Linked DNA regions of Homo sapiens: region 1 is linked to region 2. Evidence: read pairs that join two places in POLR2A ChIA-PET (ENCODE). Cell type or tissue: PC-9. All regions are shown on one strand. Links, peaks and the distances in the headings refer to the core of each region. The heading gives the core; the rest is flanking DNA. Region 1 overlaps SLC2A14 (solute carrier family 2 member 14). Region 2 has its middle 81 kb from the start of APOBEC1.

Region 1 (9,654 bases), core at 5,638-8,137, 240 kb after region 2:
TTGTACTGAGACCCCGTCATCATCCATAAAGTGTGATTACCTTGATATTATTTTAAGAATTAAATTAGGCAGGGCACAGTGGCTCATGCCTGTAATCCCAGCACTTTGGGAGGCTGAGGCAGGTGGATCACCTGAGGTTGGGAGTTCGAGACCAGTCTGACCAACATGGAGAAACCCTGTCTCTACTAAAAATAAAAAATTAGCTGGGCGTGGAGGTGCATGCCTGTAATCACAGCTACTCGGGAGGCTGATGCAGGAGAATCACTTGAACCCAGGAGGTAGAGGTTGTGGTGAGCTGAGATTGCACCACTGCACTCCAGCCTGGGCAACAAGAGCAAAACTCCGTCTCAAACAAACAAACAAACAAACAAAAGAATTAAATTAGATAACTTATTTTATAAACCATAATAATGTTCTCTAAATGTAAAGATTCTAACAGTTTACCTCCAGTTCTCTGATGACCCATGTTTCTTAAAAACTCTGGGCATCTTGCTTCTCTCCTCTGACTTTATTGACAAACTGCAACCTTAACAACCCACCCCTTGTGTCACAGAAGTCAACTGTAACCTCTCTTCTTTCCCCCTCCCTTTTTTTTCACCCAAAGAGCACTTACCTTTAATAACAAAGAAACAGTCATGAGCGTGGAACAAAAAGCCATCCCTCCAAGGCCTATCATATGCAGAGTCCTTCTTCCTGCCCTTTCCACCAGAAATAGCTGGAAGAAGAATATGACATGAAACTTCAGTTTTCCTTTCCATGAAAACAGCATCTGAGCTACTTGAAATCTGCCTTACCAACAGCAGGACACTTGTTATGGATACCCCTCCTGTGATTTATGATTTTATATACATACATATTGTGTGCCATTCACAGGTCCTGGCTCAAAATCCCCATAGCCCTTGGTAGAGTCTTTTGTCATAATGTTGGGATGCTTCAGGCCTCAGGAGCAGGCCTCAGATAACAGAATTCTTCTCTGACTTTCTCCTGCCCTCCCACTTGGCAGGACGCTAATCTGACTGTGGGTCATAAAACCCTCATTTCAGAGAGGGTCCTGCCCCACACCCTAGAGGAAGAAACGCTACAGAGAGGCCAACAAATCATCTAAGCAGACAGGCCCAGCTGGGTTCAGATCATTCCCTTTTTGTCCAATCACAGGTCAGAACAGTTGTCCATGCTTCAATCATGGAGAACCAATTAAGTCTGCATAAAAGGCCCAAAAGGTAGGGTATGGGGAGCTTCCAGATATCTGAACCCGTGGAAGCTGACAGGAAGGTCAGCAACAACTCATCTATGTGCTAGGAGTGCACCCCAACCCCACAGAGACAGAAGCTCCCATGCTCAGGATCCCTCCAGACCTCGCCCTGTGAATCTCTTCATCTGGTTGTGTATTTCTGTGCTTTAAAATATCCTTTAAATCAAACTAGGAAACAATTTTCCTGAGTACTGTGAGCCACTGTAGCAAATTAATCAAACCCAAAGAGGATGTCGTGGGAATCCTGATCTACAGCTGGTGAGTCAGAAGCACAGGTAAAACAACCTGGAGCTTGTGACTGGCATCAGGAGTTGGGGGCAGTCTTGGGAAATCGGCCACCAACCTGTGAGCTCTGATGCTATCTCCAGGTAGTGTCAGAATTAAATCACAGGACACCTAGATAGTGTCCACTACGGAACTGATTGCTTACTTGATGGGGACAAATCCTTATATATTTTGGGGGTCACAGAAATCTTCTGTTATTATTGTTGTTTTAGTGTAAAAACAGAGGAATAACAGTTTGAAAGTTTTTCCAAACACCTCTCCTCCAATTCCAAGTTCAAAACATACTGTATAGTCCCTTCTATACTTCCTCTTTTCCCATCCATCCATATTTGCTTGAAGAATGAAGACTACATTCAGCATTGAATGTATCTCTTTTTTCCAAAGGAAAATTAAACAACAGTCCGGGCACGCTGGCTCACACCTGTAATCCCAGTACTTTGGGAGGCCTAGGCAGGTGGATCACCAGAGGTCAGGAGTTCAAGACCAGCCTGGCCAACATGGCGAAACCCCGTCTCTACTAAAAATACAAAAATGAGTTGGGCGTGGTGGCGCACACCTGTATCCGAGCTACTTCGGAAGGCTGAGGCAGGAGAATCACTTGAACCCAGGAGGCTGAGGTTGCAGTGAGCCGAGATTGCACCACTGCACTCCAGCCTGGGCAACAGAGCAAGACTCTGTCTCAAAAAATTTAAAAAAATAAAAATAAATAACAAAAAAGGTGTAACTAAATAACGGTGGAGCCATGCAATCCATCTTTGAACATCTGTAGCAAGGATTCATTTCTCCCCCCAAAATTATCAAACCATCCAACTTACAGAAAGTAAAGTGAAGATAGTATTAACCACACCCGCGCTGATGGTGGCATAGATGGGCTGTTGAACACCTGCATCCTTGAAGATTCCTGTTGAGTAATAGAACACCTAGGAGAAAAGAAAACATGCAGCTTTGATAAAATTCTGCACACCACTTACACAGAACCCTCAAAAAATACTTAAGGCTGAGCGTGGTTGCACAGGCCTGTAATCCCAGCACTTTGGGAGGCCAAGGCAAGCAGATCGCCTGAGGTCAGGAGTTTGAGACCAGCCTGGCCAATATGGTGAAACCCTGTTTCTACTAAAAATATAAAAATTAGCTAGGCATGGTGGCACACACCTGTAGTCCCAGCTACTTGGGAGGCCAGACAGAACAAGACTCTGTCACCATAAAATAAAATTTAAAAAATACTTAAAAGTCCCAGGAGGTAAGAAGTCCTTTTACTACAATTTTTGTTCAATCCTAATATCCCTGAATTATCTTCTGAATCTTATCTCCTTTCTCTTTTTCTTTTTTGACGGAGTCTCAATCTGTCACCCAGGCTGGAGTGCAGTGGCACGATTACAGGCTCCTGCCACCGCGCCCAGCTAATTTTTGTATTTCTTTCTTTTTTTTTTTTTTTTTGAGATGGAGTCTCTCTCTGTTGCCCAGGCTGGAATGCAGTGGCACGATCTCGGCTCACTGCAACCTCTACCTCCCGGGTTCAAGCGATTCTCCTGCCTCAGCCTCCCAAGTAGCTGGGATTACAGGCATGTGCCACCAGGCCTGGCTAATTTTTTGTATTTTTAGTAGAGGCAGGGTTTCACCATGTTAGCCAGGATGTTCTTGATCTCCTGACCTCATGATCCGCCCGCCTCGGCCTCCCAAAGTGCTGGGATTACAGGCGTGAGCCACCACGCCTGGCCAATTTTTGTATTTTTTTAGTAGAGACATGGTTTCGCCATGTTGGCCAGGTTGGTCTTGAACTCCTGACCTTGTGATCCACCCACCTCAGCCTCCCAAAGCGCTAGGATTACAGGCGTGAGCCACTGCACCTCGCCCTCCTTTCTCTTTTTAAATGTTCTCAATTTTAGCTACTAATGTCCATTGTTGCTTCTAACTATGCTTATTCCCACTGTTCCATTTCCTCTTGCTTATGTCTACTTCACCAACTTATATGAAGGTGTAGGCTGGGTGCAGTGGCTCACGCCTGCAATCCCAGCACTTTGGGAGGCCGAGGCGGGCAGATCACGAGGTCAGGAGATCGAGACCATCCTGGCTAACGTGGTGAAACCGTCTCTACTAAAAATACAAAAACAAAATTAGCCAGGCGTGGTGGCGGGCGCCTGTAGTCCCAGCTACTGGGGAGGCTGAGGCAGGAGAATGGCGTGAACCTGGGAGGCAGAGCTTGCAGTGAGCCGAGATGGTGCCACTGCACTCCAGCCTGGGCAACAGAGCGAGACTCCATCTCAAAAAAAAAAAAAAAAGAAAGTGTAATTCCTACTAACTGGTTTCTTTTTTATAAGTTGAGACAGCAACTCACTATGTTGCCCAGGCTGGTCCTAAACTCTTGGTCTCCAAGTGATCCTCCTGCCTCTCAGCCTCCCAAGTTGCTGGGATTATAGGCATGTGCCATCAGGCCCAGCTAAATGCTTTTTTAATTGACTCTTCCCCAAACCCTCAAAACACTGATAGGCACATTGATGTCTCAATTTGATAGTGAACTAATTGAATAACCTTATCCTGCTCCTTGAATAAGCAGAGATTGGGCTGTATTTCCTAGGCCTAGGCCCTTTTGAAGTGTTTTATGAAATAATACCAGCTACTATTGCAATTTAATATATATTAAATAAATTACTATGTTTGTTATTTACTAGGCACTGCGCTAAAATGTAAGGTTGCTGGCCGAGCACAGTGGTTCATTCCTGTAATCCCAGCAATTTGGGAGCCCAAGGCTGGTGGATAACCTGAGGTCAGGAGTTCAAGACCAGCCTAGCCAACATGGTGAAACCCTGTCTGTAATAAAAATAAAAAAATTAGCTGGGTGTGGTGGTGGGTACCTATAATCCCAGCTGCTTGGGAGGCTGAGGCAGGAGAATCGCTTGAGCCTGGGAGGTGGAGGTTGCAGTGAACTGAGATTGTGCCACTGCACTCTAGCCTGGGCAACAGAGCGAGACTCCATATCAAAAAAAAAAAAGAAAAAAAAAGTAAGGTTGCTACAACTATCACAGCTATGAGAAACTGGCCATGCGCAGTGGCTCACGCCTCTAATCCCAGCAATTTGGGAGGCCAAGGCGGGCAGATCACCTTAGGTTGGAGTTCAAGACCACCCTGACAACATGGAGAAACCCCGTCTCTATTAAAAATACAAAATTAGTAGGGCATGGTGGCGCATGCCTGTAATCCCAGCTACTCGGGAAGCTGAGGCAGGAGAATCAATTGAACCCGGGAGGTGGAGGTTGCGGTGAGCCGAGATCGCACCAGTGCACCCCAGCCTGGGCAATAAGAGCGAAACTCCGTCTCAAAAAAAAAGAAAAGAAATATTGAAATATTGGACTCAGACCTCAAGTTAACAAGGGAACATTATCTAGGTTACCCAGGTTCACTTCAGTTTATTTCACCCAGAGTAGTTGCCTCCATAGCAATATTTATTAGTCTTTTTGATAATATGGACCTCTACATTGGGATTTACCTTCTCAAGAAATAACTATTTAAATCCCTAAGATGTAAGATGTAAACTATGTATACTTATATTTTCTAAAATAAGATTATAATTGGCCAGGCGCAGTTGCTCACGACTGTAATCCCAGCACATTGGGAGGCTGAGGTGAGTGGATCATCTGAGGTCAGGAGTTCAAGGCCAGGCTGACCAACAAGGTGAAACCCTGTCTCTATTAAAAATACAAAAATCAGCCGGGTGTGGTGGCAGGTGCCTGTAGTCCCAGCTACTCAGGAGGCTGAGACAGGAGAATTGCTTGAACCTGGGAGGCAGAGGTTGCAGTGAGCCGAGATCGAGCCACTGCACTCCAGCCTGGGCAACGGAGTAAGACTCTGTCTCAAAACAAAACAAAACAAAACCTCAACATATTATATGATGACGTCAAGCTTGTGGGGAAAGATATTAGGTTGGTACAAAAGTAATTACTTGAGCAGTTTAAACAAGCAATAAATAGTTATCACAATTATCTACCTTATCACAATGTCTACACATCAAAAACCTAATGTACATGTACACATCTCAATAAAACTTCTTGGGCCAGGTGAGGTGGCTCACACCTGTAATCCCAGCACTCTGGGAGGCATAGGCGGGCAGATCACTTGAGGTCAGGAGTTCGAGACCAGCCTGACTAACCTGGAAAAACCCTGTCTCTACTAAAAACACAAAATTAGCCAGGCGAAGTGGTGCACGCCTGTAATCCCAGCTACTCAGAAGGCTGAGGCAGGAGAATCACTTGAACCCAGGAGGTGGAAGTTGCAGTGAGCCGAGATTGTGCCACTACACTCCAGCCGGGGTGACAGAGACTCTGTCTCAAAAAAAAAAAAAAAAAAGAATACATTGTTTGCACAAAAGTAGGTTGGAAAAGTGATTTCCAAGCCTGCTATGCATCAGACTGATTGATTGATTGATTGATTTTTAGATGGTGCATCCACCACGCCCGGCTAATTTTTATATTTTTAGTAGAGACAGGCTTTTGCCATGTTGGTCAGGCTGGTCTCGAACTCCTGATCTCAGGTGATCTGCCAGCCTCAGCCTCCCACAGTGCTGGGATTAGAGGCATGAGCCACTGTCCCCGGCCCAGATTTATTTTTTTACAGGCAATTTCCAGCCCTCTTACACGGAGACTCTGGATTCAGCTGACTCAGGAATCCCATCCCCCATAATTCCGGTGCAGCTAACTTTGGGTGATGATTATATGTGGAGCAAAATCTGCTCATTGACTAAATTGGGAGCCACTTTAGTCCAACAATAATTAAGGTATAGGCTGGGCATGGTGGCTCATGCCTGTAATCCTAGCACTTTGGGAGGCCGAGGCGGGTGGATCACTTGAAGCCAGGAGTTCAAGACCAGACTGGTCAACATGGTGAAAGCCCGTCTCTACTAAAAATACAAAATTAGCTGTGTGTGGTGTCGGCCGCCTGTAATTCCAGCTACTTGGGAGGCTGAGGCAGGAGAATCACTTGAACCCAGGAGGTAGAGGTTGCTATGAGCTGATATTGCGCTACTGCACTCTAGCCTGGGCGACAGAGCAAGACTACCTCTCAAAAAAAAAAAAAGAAAGAGCAAGCCAGGCGCGGTGGCTCATGCCTGTAATCCCAGCACTTTGGGAGGCCGAGGCGGGCAGATCACAAAGTCAGGAGATTGAGACTATCTTGGCTAACACACAGAAACCCAATCTCTACTAAAAATGCAAAAAATTAGCTGGGCATGGTGGCACGTGCCTGTAGTCCCAGCTACTTGGGAGGCTGAGGCAGAAGAATCGCTTGAACCCGGAGGCAGAGGTTGCAGTGAGCCAAGATTGCATCACTGCACTCTAGCCTGGGTGACAAAGTGAGACTCCTCTGTCTCACAAAAAAAAAAAAAAAGAAAGAAAAGAAAAGAAAGAAAGAAAGTATGCACATACCACTCTGAAGTGGGAGGAGTCTGTTCCTCAGAATGCTCATGGATCATCTGTAATTTCCCACAGGTGATTTTTTTCTGACCCTGTTTTGCAGGGCCCAGACTGTGGTGAGGCAGCTAGGGAGTTGCCTCAGGTGCATTCTTTTATTCTTTCTTTTTTTTTTTAAACAGGCACAGAACTAACGCAAGGTACATTCTTTAAAGAGGTGCTCATTCTCAGGGCTACACTTGCACGTAGCTGCCTCACCTGCCTAGTCCCAGCTCTGCTGCTCTGGAAAGTCTCGGGAGCACATTTTTCTCCAGTAATACGTGTGGCCTACATTATCATTTCCAAATGAGGAAATTTGAGACTGGGATTCATCAAAATCACCTAGGAGGCTTTTTCTAACTACTGTGTATTTCCTCCCAAGTTTTTTTTTTTTTTAAGACAGGGTCATGCTATATTGCCCAGGCTTGACTCCTTGGCTTAAGTGATATTCCCACCTCAACCTCTGAGTAGTAACTGGGACTACAGGCATGAGCAGCCACCACACCTGGCTCCTTGTACATTCTGATAAAACAGCTTCTAACCCCTCACAAGAAGCACTGCCACTTCAAATACAAATATCTGGTGTGTTAGGTAGGAGAAAAGGCCAAGAACCAACTTAGTATTAAAATGCTCAAAATACTAAGTTTTGCAAAATGCTTTGTTACAAAATGATTTAATCCCATTGATCAAAGACTAATGGAAAACCCTCAGGGGATGAAGTACAAGGGTGCTCTTCATATCCGTATTTTATCCACAATTGACTAGAAGGCACAGGAGTACTCTCTTCCCACAATCCACACTCAATAGCAGGAAGCTGATATTTGCATGGAATACAAGGGTTACCTGTCAAATGCTAGCTTCTGTTTTGCCGCCCTCTTTAAACTATCATGCTCCCTATTCTACTTGTAAAAACATAGAGACTGGTAAAGTCAGCTCAGTCTGAAGTTGCCAGTGTACTTCCAGGCTCGCTCTTTTTTCTTTCTTTCTTTCTTTCCTTCCTTCCTTCCTTCCTTTCTTTTTTCTTTCTTTCTTTCTTTCTTTCTTTCTTTCTTTCTTTCTTTCTTTCTTTCTTTTTCCTTTTTCTTTCCTTTCCTTTCCTTTCTTTCCTTTCTTCTCTCTCTTTCTCTCTCTCTTTCTCTCCTTTCTCTCTTTCTCTCCTTTCTCTCTCTCTCTTTCTCTCCTTTCTCTCTCTTTCTCTCCTTTCTCTCTCTCTCTTTCTTTCTCTCTCTCTCTTTCTTTCTTTCTTTCTTTCTCTTTCTTTCTTTCTTTCTTTTTATTTCTTTCTATAAGGAGTTCTGCCCTGGTTGCTCCGGCTGGAGTGCAATGGCGCAATCTCCACTCACTGCAACCTCCGCCTCCCAGATCCAAGAAATTCTCCGGCCTCAGCCTCCTGAGTAGCGCACCACCACGTCCAGCTAATTTTTGTCTTTTTTTTTTTTTTTTTTTTTTAGACGAAGTTTCTCACTCTGTCACCCAGGCTAGAGTGCAATGGCGCAATCTCAGCTCACTGCAACCTTCGCCTCCCGGGTTCAAGCGATTCTCCTGCCTCAGCCTCCTGAGTAGCTGGGACTACAGAGGCACACCGCCACCATGCCTGGCATTTTAAGTGAAATATTGTAAGACACGTTTGACCCTAAAGTATCACACTCACAGCATTGATCCCAGAGAGCTGCTGAGAGAGCTGGAGCACAATGGAAATGATGATGGGCTGTCGGTAGCTGGACACTCTAAAGAGCTCCAGCACGGTGACTTGCTTTTCTTGTGACATCCTTGCACTCTCATCTTTCATCTCCTGGATGTCTTGGGATACATCCTGGGTGCCCCACAACCGCTGGAGGACTGGTGAAAAGAAGAAAGAGGAAAGGATAAAGAGAATGTGCTGCCCCAAATTCATTCTTCCTGTAAGGCAGCCAGGAAAGGGCCGCACGAGGTGAGGTGATGGGTAGCATCCATTCCTGAACCTGCCCTCTCACCTCATTCTTTAGGGGCTGAAAATTTTACTCAAGAGTAATCAGAGCCCAGTGCGGTGGCTCGTGCCTGTAATCCCAGCATTTTGTGAGGCCGAGGCTTGTGGATCACCTGAGGTGAGTTTGAGACCAGCCTGGCCAACATGGTGAAAGCCCATCTCTAATAAAAATACAAATTAGTCGCTGCTTTGTCTATCGAGTAGCCATTCTTTTATTCCTTTACTTTCTTAATAAACTTGCTTTCACTTAAAAAAAAAATACAAATTAGATGGGTTGGGCGCGGTGGCTCACACCTGTAATCCCATCACTTTGGGAGGCCAAGGCAGGCGAATCACAAGGTCAGGAGTTTGAGACCAGCCTGGTCAACATGGTGAAACTCCATCTCTAATAAAAACACAAAAACATTAGCTGGCGTGGTGTCGCGCGCACCTGTAGTCCCAGCTACTCGGGAGGCTAAGGCAGGAGAATCACTTGAACCTGGGAGGCAGAGGTTGCAGTGAACCGAGATTGCGCCACTGCACTACAGCCTGGGCAACAGAGCAAGACTCTGTCTCAAAAAAAAAAAAAAAGTACAAAAGTAGCCAGGCGTGGTGTGGTGGTGGTGGCACATGCCTATAATCCCACCTACTCCGGAGGCTGATGCAGGAGAATCGCTTAGAACCCAGGAGGCGGAGGTTGCAGTGAACCGAGATCGCACCACTGCACTCCAGCA
Region 2 (9,654 bases), core at 2,618-5,117:
GCGCACCCTGAAAAAGAACAGAATAACAGCGATTTTCAGGGAACAAGGGAAGATAACCATAAGGTCTGACTGCCTGTGGGCTTGGGCAGGATAGAGCCATATTTTTCTTCTCACAGAAAGCCTATAGACGGATGTGCAGGTAGGAGAAGTATCACTCATCTCTGGGATTGGAGCAAGAGTGGACTGCCGGGCATGGTGGCTCACACTTGTAATCCCAGCACTTTGGGAGGCCAAGGCGGGCAGATCATGAGGTCAGGAGATCGAGACCATCCTGGATAACACAGTGAAACCCTGTCTCTACTAAAAATACAAAAAATTAGCCAGGCGTGGTGGCGGGCGCCTGTAGTCCCAGCTACTCAGTAGGTGGAGGCAGGAGAATGGCGTGAACCCAGGAGGTGGAGCTTGCAGTGAGCCGAGATCATGCCACTGCACTCCAGCCTGGGTGGCAGAGTGAGACTCCATCTCAAAAAAAAAAAAAAAAGAGTGGACTGTGCCTCAAACTTTCTGGCTTATCTAGGGGTTTCCCAAGGATTAGTTCCTATTTCACCTAAGAGCACAGACAGGAACAACAGCAGAGTTTGGAAGCTGCTGAACACAGGACAGCAACATTTTAGAACTGCAGTTCTATAAGCAGACACCAGAGTGAACAGAGATCAGAAAAGATTAGAGAGGTCCTAGAACCTCCAGCTGGGGTGATTGGTGAAAATTGTCCTTTGCAAAAATCTAGTACACAATGACTGAAAGAGATAGCTGTTTTTACAAATACCCAAATCCTAGGGGAAAAAATGTATAATACAAAGAAGAGAGAAATATGGCCCTGTGATATCATAAAATATGTTTGGTCTTTGACCTTATTTCGTGACACACAATATTTTAAATCCTTACAATTTCCAAAGTGATGTATTTTTGTGTGGTAATCATTGACTGATGGCTGGCAGCCCCTAGGTAGCTGCAGGATGGGACAGGTTATCAGAAAGATCAAGGCAGGATTAGAAGGTTGTGTCTTTTAGTCCTACCCCCAACCTCTGGGGATAGGAGAAAGGCTGAAGGTTAGGTTCATCACTACTGGCCAAGGTTTAATCAGTCATGTTTACCTAACGAAGCCTCCACGGAAACCTCAAAAGACAGAGTTTGGAGAGCTTTCAAAAAGCTGAACATGTGGAGGCTTATAGGAAGGTGAACAAAAACTCATCCATGTGTCAGGAGGTAGAGCACTCCAGTTCCACAGGGGCAGAAGCTCTTGCACTAAGGATCCTTCCAGACTTCACCCAATGTATCTTTTAATCTGGATGTTTATTCATCTCTTTAAAAATATCCTTTGTAAAAAACTGATAAATGTAAGTAAGTGTTTCCCCTGAGTTCTGTCAGCAGCTCTAGCAAATTAACTGAACTCAAGGGTTGGGGGGTGGTCTTGAGAACGTTGATTTATCACTGGTTGATCAGATGTTCTGGAGGCCCAAACTTGCAACTCATATCTGAAATTGGAAGGAGCAGTCTTGGACACTTAGCCTCAACATGTGGAATCTGACACTAGTTTTAGGTAGATAACATCAGAATTAAATTGGAGGACACTGAGTGGGTGTCTGCTGCACAATTGATTGCTTGCTAGTTGGTGGGGAAAACCCCTCCCACATTTGGTCACAGAAGTCTTCTGTGTTGATCACTGTGGTGTGAAAGCAGAAGAAAAACACAGTTTGAGGTTTCATTTTTATTTTTTGTTTTTTTTACACACAATTGGTGTCAGAAGTGGGAATTGCTAGAATGGCCCTGGCTCATGAAAAGAATGGGAGGGTAGAAGATGACTTAAGGTAAAAGTTACCAGTGGAATTTAGAGATAAATCCAACTCACAGGGAGTTGGTTCACTAGACACATAAAGAAATGCAAACAAATAAGAAAAAAGCAAAATATCCAATCATTTGGTTATTGTTATCTATAACAGCTAACATGAAATGAAATGATATGCTGGGTTTGACCTTGATGCTACATCAAGTTTAGATTTCAGTGAGTTTGAGCTTCATCACTAGCCTCAAAGCTGCCCCATGTGGGCAAAATATTTGGGGGACAACACAACTTGAGATCTGTGGTTACTATGAAGTTTATCAATGTGGGAGAAGAAAACAACCAAGAAACTATTAAAACTATTGATCTTATCAGCTCCCTGAGGAACTTTTACTAAAATGCATTGTAAGGGTAACTTGTATAGGAGAAGTGTCTTTCATTTTAAATGCAGAGTGGGAGAACATGTTTGGGTTGATGCAGGACCCACAGCTCACTATTGAACAATCACAGATGGCTATATGTGATCTTGACATACAAAAGGTTATTCTCAAGGGAACAGCCAGCCTGGTGGACTAGACAAAACCACTATAAGGTCTGCTTACCCTGAGAAGGGAGACTGTTCAACTCCATCTATAAATGTCAAGTGGAACAGCCCAGATGAAGCAGCTTCATATGCAATCCATGTGGGACTGTCTTTATGAGAACCGGAACTGAGACATTCACATTCTACATGCCCATTACCCAGGTCATGTTTTTAAAAAGGGTGGGGGGGAGTGTCCTTTCTGCATGGGCATTAATGTAAATGTACCACTGCAAAATCAAGTTACAGTCAGAGAAACCTTATCAAATTTGCTATCTCAGCTTCTTCTCATGAGTCTGACAAATGCTAATAAAAATAATAGATTAACAAAAGATTGGTGAAGAGTAGAGTTTAAAGACTCATCGCAGGAAAGTGGAAATGTTTAAATGGTTATTAAGAAATAGGGGAATTTTAAAAACCTTGGTGAGATGAAACTGAGAGGAAAACGAAAAGCAAAAATGATGGGACTCATCTCAGCAGAGTGGGAATCTTTAGATAGCTATTAAGAAATAAAATGAGGGACTTTATCAAAGATGGCTGACTAGATGCAGCTGGGAAGTGCTGTCCTCACAGAGAGAAACCAAAATTTTGACTACACCAACATAATTTGAACAGATCTGTGATGAGAAAACACCAAATGTGGATGGGGAAAAGACACAGTTGCTGAGTCGGAAGAGGGGGAAAGCTGGGAATCCCATGTGGAGTGCCCAAATGCTGTGGCTGGTTTCTAAACAGGACCTGTCAAAGGGGTGAGTAAATAAAGGGGCTGGAGGACTGCTCACTCTTGCTGTGGACCTCTAGGATCCTACCTTCAGGTGACTTCACTCTACCATGGACATGGCAGCTGGCAGGAGAATCTCCCCAGAGATTACACAGAGAGAGATGAAGCAGGCATAGATCCTGGGAACTTTGACCATGCATCAGCTCCAAGGGAGCCCGGCCATAAGCACTCACCCCGCAGGGCTGCCTGTCTCCCTCCCTTTGAGAGGCCCTGGCCCCAGCTAACTGCTAGAGGAAAAGCAGGGACTGCTTCTCTGCGGAACTGGGGCACATCTATCCTGCAGGCCTACTTGCCCACTTGCCTGGCTGTCCTGTAGGAGTGTGTACACAGTACAGCCTCTGCTGCCCAGCCTGAGTGCTTTGCTCCACCTAAGTGCATTCTTTCAGCCTAGGAGCGCTTCAGCTCCCACAACGCGGCAGAACCCACCCCCCAGCATCTGGAGGAGGGAGCACCATCAAGTCCTGGTATCCCAGAACAGCAGCCTGCAGCTCAGTAATGCCAAGCTGGGATCTGTGGTCAGCACTTAAACAGGGGAGAAGCCCAGACTCTCAGAAAACTGTGAAGGCTGAGTTTAACATGTTTATGGGCTGGCATGGGACCTAGCTGTGTCTCCCTCCACAGGGCTGGTCTAGTAAAGGTGTGGCCTATTTCCTGATCAGACCTCTCCCCAAGGGAGCCCCATGGCCAGAATGACCTATCAACTGTAGCATATAATAAATTCCTCTTCAAATGTTTTAGCCTGTCAATTGTTAAGTACAATTAGTTCTGAGATCCTCTCCAAAGAACCAATGTATCAGTATGTTCAGCTCCCCTGTTCTTTGATCCGCATTTTAAAGTTTAAGTTCCTCATTCTCTTCATCTCCTTGCCCCTAGTTTCAGTAAACAACACCCTCCTATCCTCTATCACCTGCTGCATCCTGAGTCACCTCTGGTCACCTGCTCCATCCTAAGTCACCCCTGGTCACCTGCTCCATCCTGAGTCACCCCTGGTCACCTGCTCCATCCTGAGTCACCCCTGGTCACCTGCTCTGACCTGAGTCATCCTGAGTCACCTGTTCTGTAAGCATCCTTCTTGCCAAACTACTCACTCTGCCACTCTGGCTCATACCCCTGCTCTCTTTAAAATAGCCATTCAGAATTAGCTTAGACTGTGCAGTCCAACCCTAGCCAATAGGGAACAATGAAGCAGTAGGGGCTACCTGCATCAGGGATAAGAACCCCTTCCCCTCCCTTGTTCAATATGATCATCACCATGGGACCTAGTAAACAGATTCTCCAAGGTCAATGCAAAAAAAAAATATCTTAAAGACAGCTAGAGAGAAGGGCCAGGTTACTTAAGAGGAAACTTCATCAAGCAGCAGCAGACTTCTCAGGAGAAACCTTACACATCAGAAGAGATTGGGGACAGACTTTCAACATCATTGAAGTAAAGAAATTTGAACAAAAACGTTTATATCCTGCCTAGCCGAGATTCATAATTAAAGGAGAAATAAAATCCTTCTCAGACAAGTAAGTGCTGAGGGAATACATTTCAATAGGACCAGCCTTAGAGGAGGTTCTTAAGAAAGTGCTAAACATAGATTTGAAAGAATAACACCTACTACCATAATAGCACACTTAAGCACATAACCCACAGGCACTATAAAGCAATTACACAATGAAGTCTACATAACGACCAGCTAACAATATGATGACAGGATCAAAATCACACATTTCAATAGTAACTTTAAATATAAGTGAGGTAAATGACCCATTTAAAAGACCCAGAGTGGCAGACTGGATAAAAAGACATGACCCAACCATCTGTTGTCTTCAAGAGACCCATCTCACATGTAACAATACCCACAGTTTAAAAGTAAAAGGGTGGATTTAGATCTACCATGCAAACAGAAGACAAAAAAAAAGGGCAGGGGTTTCTATTTTTATATCAGATAAAACAGACCTTAAACCAACAAAAATCAAGAAGAACAATAAAGAGCAATACATAATGATAAAGGGTACAATCCAACAAGAAGCCCTAACTATACTAAATATATACGTGCCCAACTCTGGAGTATACATATTCATAAAACAACTTTTTGGCCTATGAAAACACATAAGACAACTACACAATAATGGTGGGAGACTTCAACACCCCCCTTACAGTGTTAGATCATCAAGGCAAAAAAATAACAAGGAAAATCTGGACTTAAAATCGATACTTGTTAAATTGGACCTAATAGACATCTACAGAATACTCCACCCAACAACACAGAATGTACATTCCCCTTATCTGCAAATGGAACAAATTCTAAGATCAACCACACTTGATTGGTCATAAAGCAAGCCTCAATACATTAAAAAAAATTGAATTCATACCAAGCAAAATATCAGAAAACAGTGCAATAAAAATAGAAATTAATACCAAGAAGATCTCTCAAAAATACACAAATGCATGGAAGTTAAACAACTTACACCTGAATAACTACTAGGTGAACATCAAAATTAAGGCAGAAATTTTTTAAATTCTTTGAAATTATTGAAAATAGGGACAAAACTTACCAAAATCTCTGGGATGCAGCCAAAACAGTGTTAAGAGGAAAGTTAATGGACCTACATGCCTTAATAAAGTAGCTAGAAAGGTTTCAAAGCAACAATCTAACTTCACACATAAAGTCCTAGGAAAAGAAAAACAAACCAACTCCAAACTAGAAGAAAAGAAATAACTAAAATTAAAGAAGAATTTAATGAAATTGAGATACAAAAATTTATACAAAAAGAATCAATGAAACCAAGAGCTGTTTCTTCAAAAAAATTAGATGAAATGAAATTGATAGACCCCCTAGCTGGATTAACAACAACAACAACAAGAAAGAAGATCCAGATAAGCACAATCAGAAACAAAAAATGTGATATTACCATTGATCCCACAAAAGATCGTCAAAGATTATTATGAACAACTCTGTGAAACAAAATACAAAATCTAGAGGAAATAAATTCCTGGAAGTGTACAATCTCCCAAGATTGAATCAAGAAGAGGCTAAAACCCTAAATAGACCAATATCAACTTCTAAAATTGAATTAGTAATAACCTATTAACAACAGTAAAAAAGTCTTGAGCAGATGGATTCACAAATTCTACTAGACATACAAACAAGAACTGATACTTAACCTACTGAAACTATTCCAAAAAATTGAGGAGGAGGTGCTTCTCACTAACTCATTCTATGAAGCCAGCATTAGCCTGAAACCAAAGTCTAGCAGAGACAAAACAAAGAAACTTCAGACCAATATCCCTCATGAATATAGATGCAAAACTCTTCAACAAAAGACTAGCAAATTGAATCCAGAAGCACACCAAAAAGTTAATACACCACAGTCAAGAAGGCTTTATACTTAGGATGCATAGCTCATTTAACATATGCAAATCAATAAACACGTTTGATTCTCACATAAACAGAATCAAAAGCAAAAACCATATCATCATATTAATAAATGCAGAAAAATTCTCAATAAAATCCAACATCCCTTTATAACAAAACTCTCAAAAGACTAGGCATAGAAGAAACATACCCCAAAATAATAAGAGCTATCTATGACAAGCCCACAGCCAACATTATACTAATTGGGCAAAAGGTGGAACCATTGCCCTTGAGAACTAGAACAAGACAAGGATGCCCATTCTTGCCAGTTGCATTAAACATAGTATTGGAAGTCTTAGCCAGAGCAATCAGACAAGAGAAAGAAATAAAAAGGCTTCCAAATAGGAAAAAAAAAGTCAAACTATCTCTATTCACTGGCAATATAATTCTATACTTGGGAAAATCATAAAGATTCTGCCAAAAGGCTCCTAGAATTGATAGAAAACTTCAGTAAAGTTTCAGGATTAAAAAAAATCAATGTAGAAAAATCAGGAGCATGTCTATACACCAACAACATCCAGGCTGAGAATCTAATCAAGAATACAATCCTACTTACAATAATCACAAAGAAAATGACACACCTAGGAATATAGCTAACCAAGGATGTGAAAGATCTCTCCAAGGATAACCACAAGACACTGCAGAAAAAATCAGAGATGACACAAATAAATGGAAAAATGTTCCATGCTTATGGATTGGAAGAATAAATACTGTAAACATGGCCATATTTGCCCAAAACAATGTACAGATTCAAGATATTCCTATCAAGCTAACAACATCACTCTTCACAGAATTACAAAATACTAATCTAAAACTCATATTGAATCAAAAACCGAATAGCCAAAGCAATCCTAAGCAAAAGGAACAATGCCAGAGGCATTAAACTATCCAACTTAAAAATATACTATAAAGCCACAGTAACCAAAACAGCTTGGCACAAAACAGGTACCAAAAAAAAGTACAAAAACAGACAAATATACCAATGGAACAGAATAGAAAACTCAGAAGTAAAGCTACACACCTACAACCACCTGACCTTTGAACAGGCTGACAAAAACAAGTATTAGAGAAAGGACTCCCTATTCAATAAATGGTACTGGAATAACTGGCTAGCCATATGCAGAGGATTGAAGCTGGGCCCCTCCCTTTTACTACAAGCAAAATTAACTCAAAATGAACTAAAGATTTAAATGTAAGACCTCAACCTATAAAAATTTTGGAAGACAACCTAGGAAATACTCTTATCAACATCAGCCATGGCAAAGAATTTTTGGCTAAGTCGCTAAAACCAATTGCAACAAAAACAAAAATAGACAAGTGAGACATGATTAAACTAAAGAGCTTCTGCACAGCAAAAGAAATGATCAACATAGTGTGAAAAAAACATTTTAATGGTCCATCATTATGGTATGATACACCTAAGTACTGGTAACCAGCCTGTAGACATGACAAACCACATGCCTCATGCACCTAAAAAGTCACGATAAGTGAACAGAATGTAGACGAGGGGTGAGCTCATAAAAGAGAATAAAGTTTTGTTATTGGGAAATTGAAACTTAAGCAAGAAAAGGGACTGGGGTATGACCCTTTAAGGGGATAATGGAACTTGGGTGACATCTGGGAAGATTGTAACCCCATAGTACTCAACCAATGAGGAACTGGGGGAGGGACTTGTGTGCTAGGAAATGAATTGCATGCTGTAACTGCCCCAGGTGTGTCTGCCTACCAGACACCCAATCTTGCAAGACTGCCACTAAAAGTCTCACTTCTGCTGTTCTTTGTGTCTCTGAGTCCATTCTTTGGGGTTGGACAGGTGAATGTGTTTCTCACAAGCTTGGGGGCTCATCTGTGCCTGCATGAGGTGGGACTCTGGCTGAGACGGGAGATGTGTCCCACCCAATTTTAGGTGGCCCACTCTGAGCATTTTGGCTCCCCACAGAGGCCATAGACAAATTCAAGACTATTATTCAGGAGGCAGCAAAGGTGACACAGGGAGAAAAAGCAGGCACCATGGCAACCAGTCAACTTGTGCATGAGCCAAGGTAGGAAAATTGGACTGTAAGTACTGCCTTGGTGGTTGGGCATTTTTGGAGGTCATGTGTGCGTGACTGAGACACATCCCAGATATGAAGCAAGTGCAGAGTCCCAATCCACCATTCTGTTCTCCCATGAAGCAATTCTCTAGGTGTGCAAGAAACCTCCAGCAGGGGGAGTTGAGTACATAGGAAAAAAAACTCAAACACAGAGACTTACCGAAAATGGGAAACAGAAATTCTGGGCGGAGGGAACAAAGGAAAGCGGAAGCCAAAGTGACTTCCTCTAATATTCCCCCAGATAGCTCCTTGGGGAGAATTCTGCAGTTTTGGAGAGACAACCCTCCAACCAGGGACAAGAAAAAGCAAAAGATGATAAAGTATTTCTGTTTTATCTGGATCAAAGACTTTTTATTTTTATTTTTATTTATTTATTTATTTTTATTGATCATTCTTGGGTGTTTCTCACAGAGGGGGATTTGGCAGGGTCATAGGACAATAGTGGAGGGAAGGTCAGCAGATAAACAAGTGAACAAAGGTCTCTGGTTTTCCTAGGCAGAGGACCCTGAGGCCTTCCGCAGCGTTTGTGTCCCTGGGTACTTGAGATTAGGGAGTGGTGATGACTCTTAACGAGCATGCTGCCTTCAAGCATCTGTTTAACAAAGCACATCTTGCACTGCCCTTAATCCATTTAACCCTGAGTGGACACAGCACATGTTTCAGAGAGCACAGGGTTGGGGGGTAAGGTCACAGATCAACAGGATCCCAAGGCAGAAGAATTTTTCTTAGTACAGAACAAAATGAAAAGTCTCCCATGTCTACTCCTTTCCACACAGACATGGCAACCATCCGATTTCTCAATCTTTTCCCCACTTTTCCCCGCTTTCTATTCCACAAAACCACCATTGTCATCACGGCCCGTTCTCAATGAGCTGTTGGGCACACCTCCCAGACGGGGTGGTGGCCGGGCAGAGGGGCTCCTCACTTCCCAGTAGGGGCGGCCGGGCAGAGGCGCCCCTCACCTCCCGGACGGGGCGGCTGGCCGGGCGGGGGGCTGACCCCCCCACCTCCCTCCCAGA

The links. ChIA-PET counts read pairs that join two places held together with the same protein. Peaks named below come from ENCODE experiments on the same cell type or tissue, not always from the same donor. Only the 100,000 strongest peaks of a DNase experiment are listed, where the experiment ranks them.
Region 1: POLR2A ChIA-PET joins it to region 2 with 13 read pairs; 2 of 35 experiments call an interaction of 5 or more read pairs at or near these places.

Annotation. Positions count from the first base shown.
Region 1 is chr12:7,818,869-7,828,522 of GRCh38, forward strand. It overlaps SLC2A14 (solute carrier family 2 member 14), which reads right to left. Exons shown (of 11, transcript NM_001286234.2): 7 at 8,627-8,814; 8 at 2,353-2,457; 9 at 614-715. Among named protein-coding and RNA genes, the nearest start is that of NANOG, 34 kb to the left of the region's middle. RefSeq lists an enhancer at 7,457-7,993. In PC-9, for the core only: no CTCF peak of the experiment used is centred there; DNase peaks (open chromatin) are centred at 7,033 and 7,337; H3K27ac peaks cover 1,886 bases.
Region 2 is chr12:7,580,178-7,589,831 of GRCh38, forward strand. No RefSeq gene overlaps it. Among named protein-coding and RNA genes, the nearest start is that of APOBEC1, 81 kb to the right of the region's middle. RefSeq lists enhancers at 3,795-4,994, 8,636-8,930. In PC-9, for the core only: no CTCF peak of the experiment used is centred there; a DNase peak (open chromatin) is centred at 4,124; H3K27ac peaks cover 2,070 bases.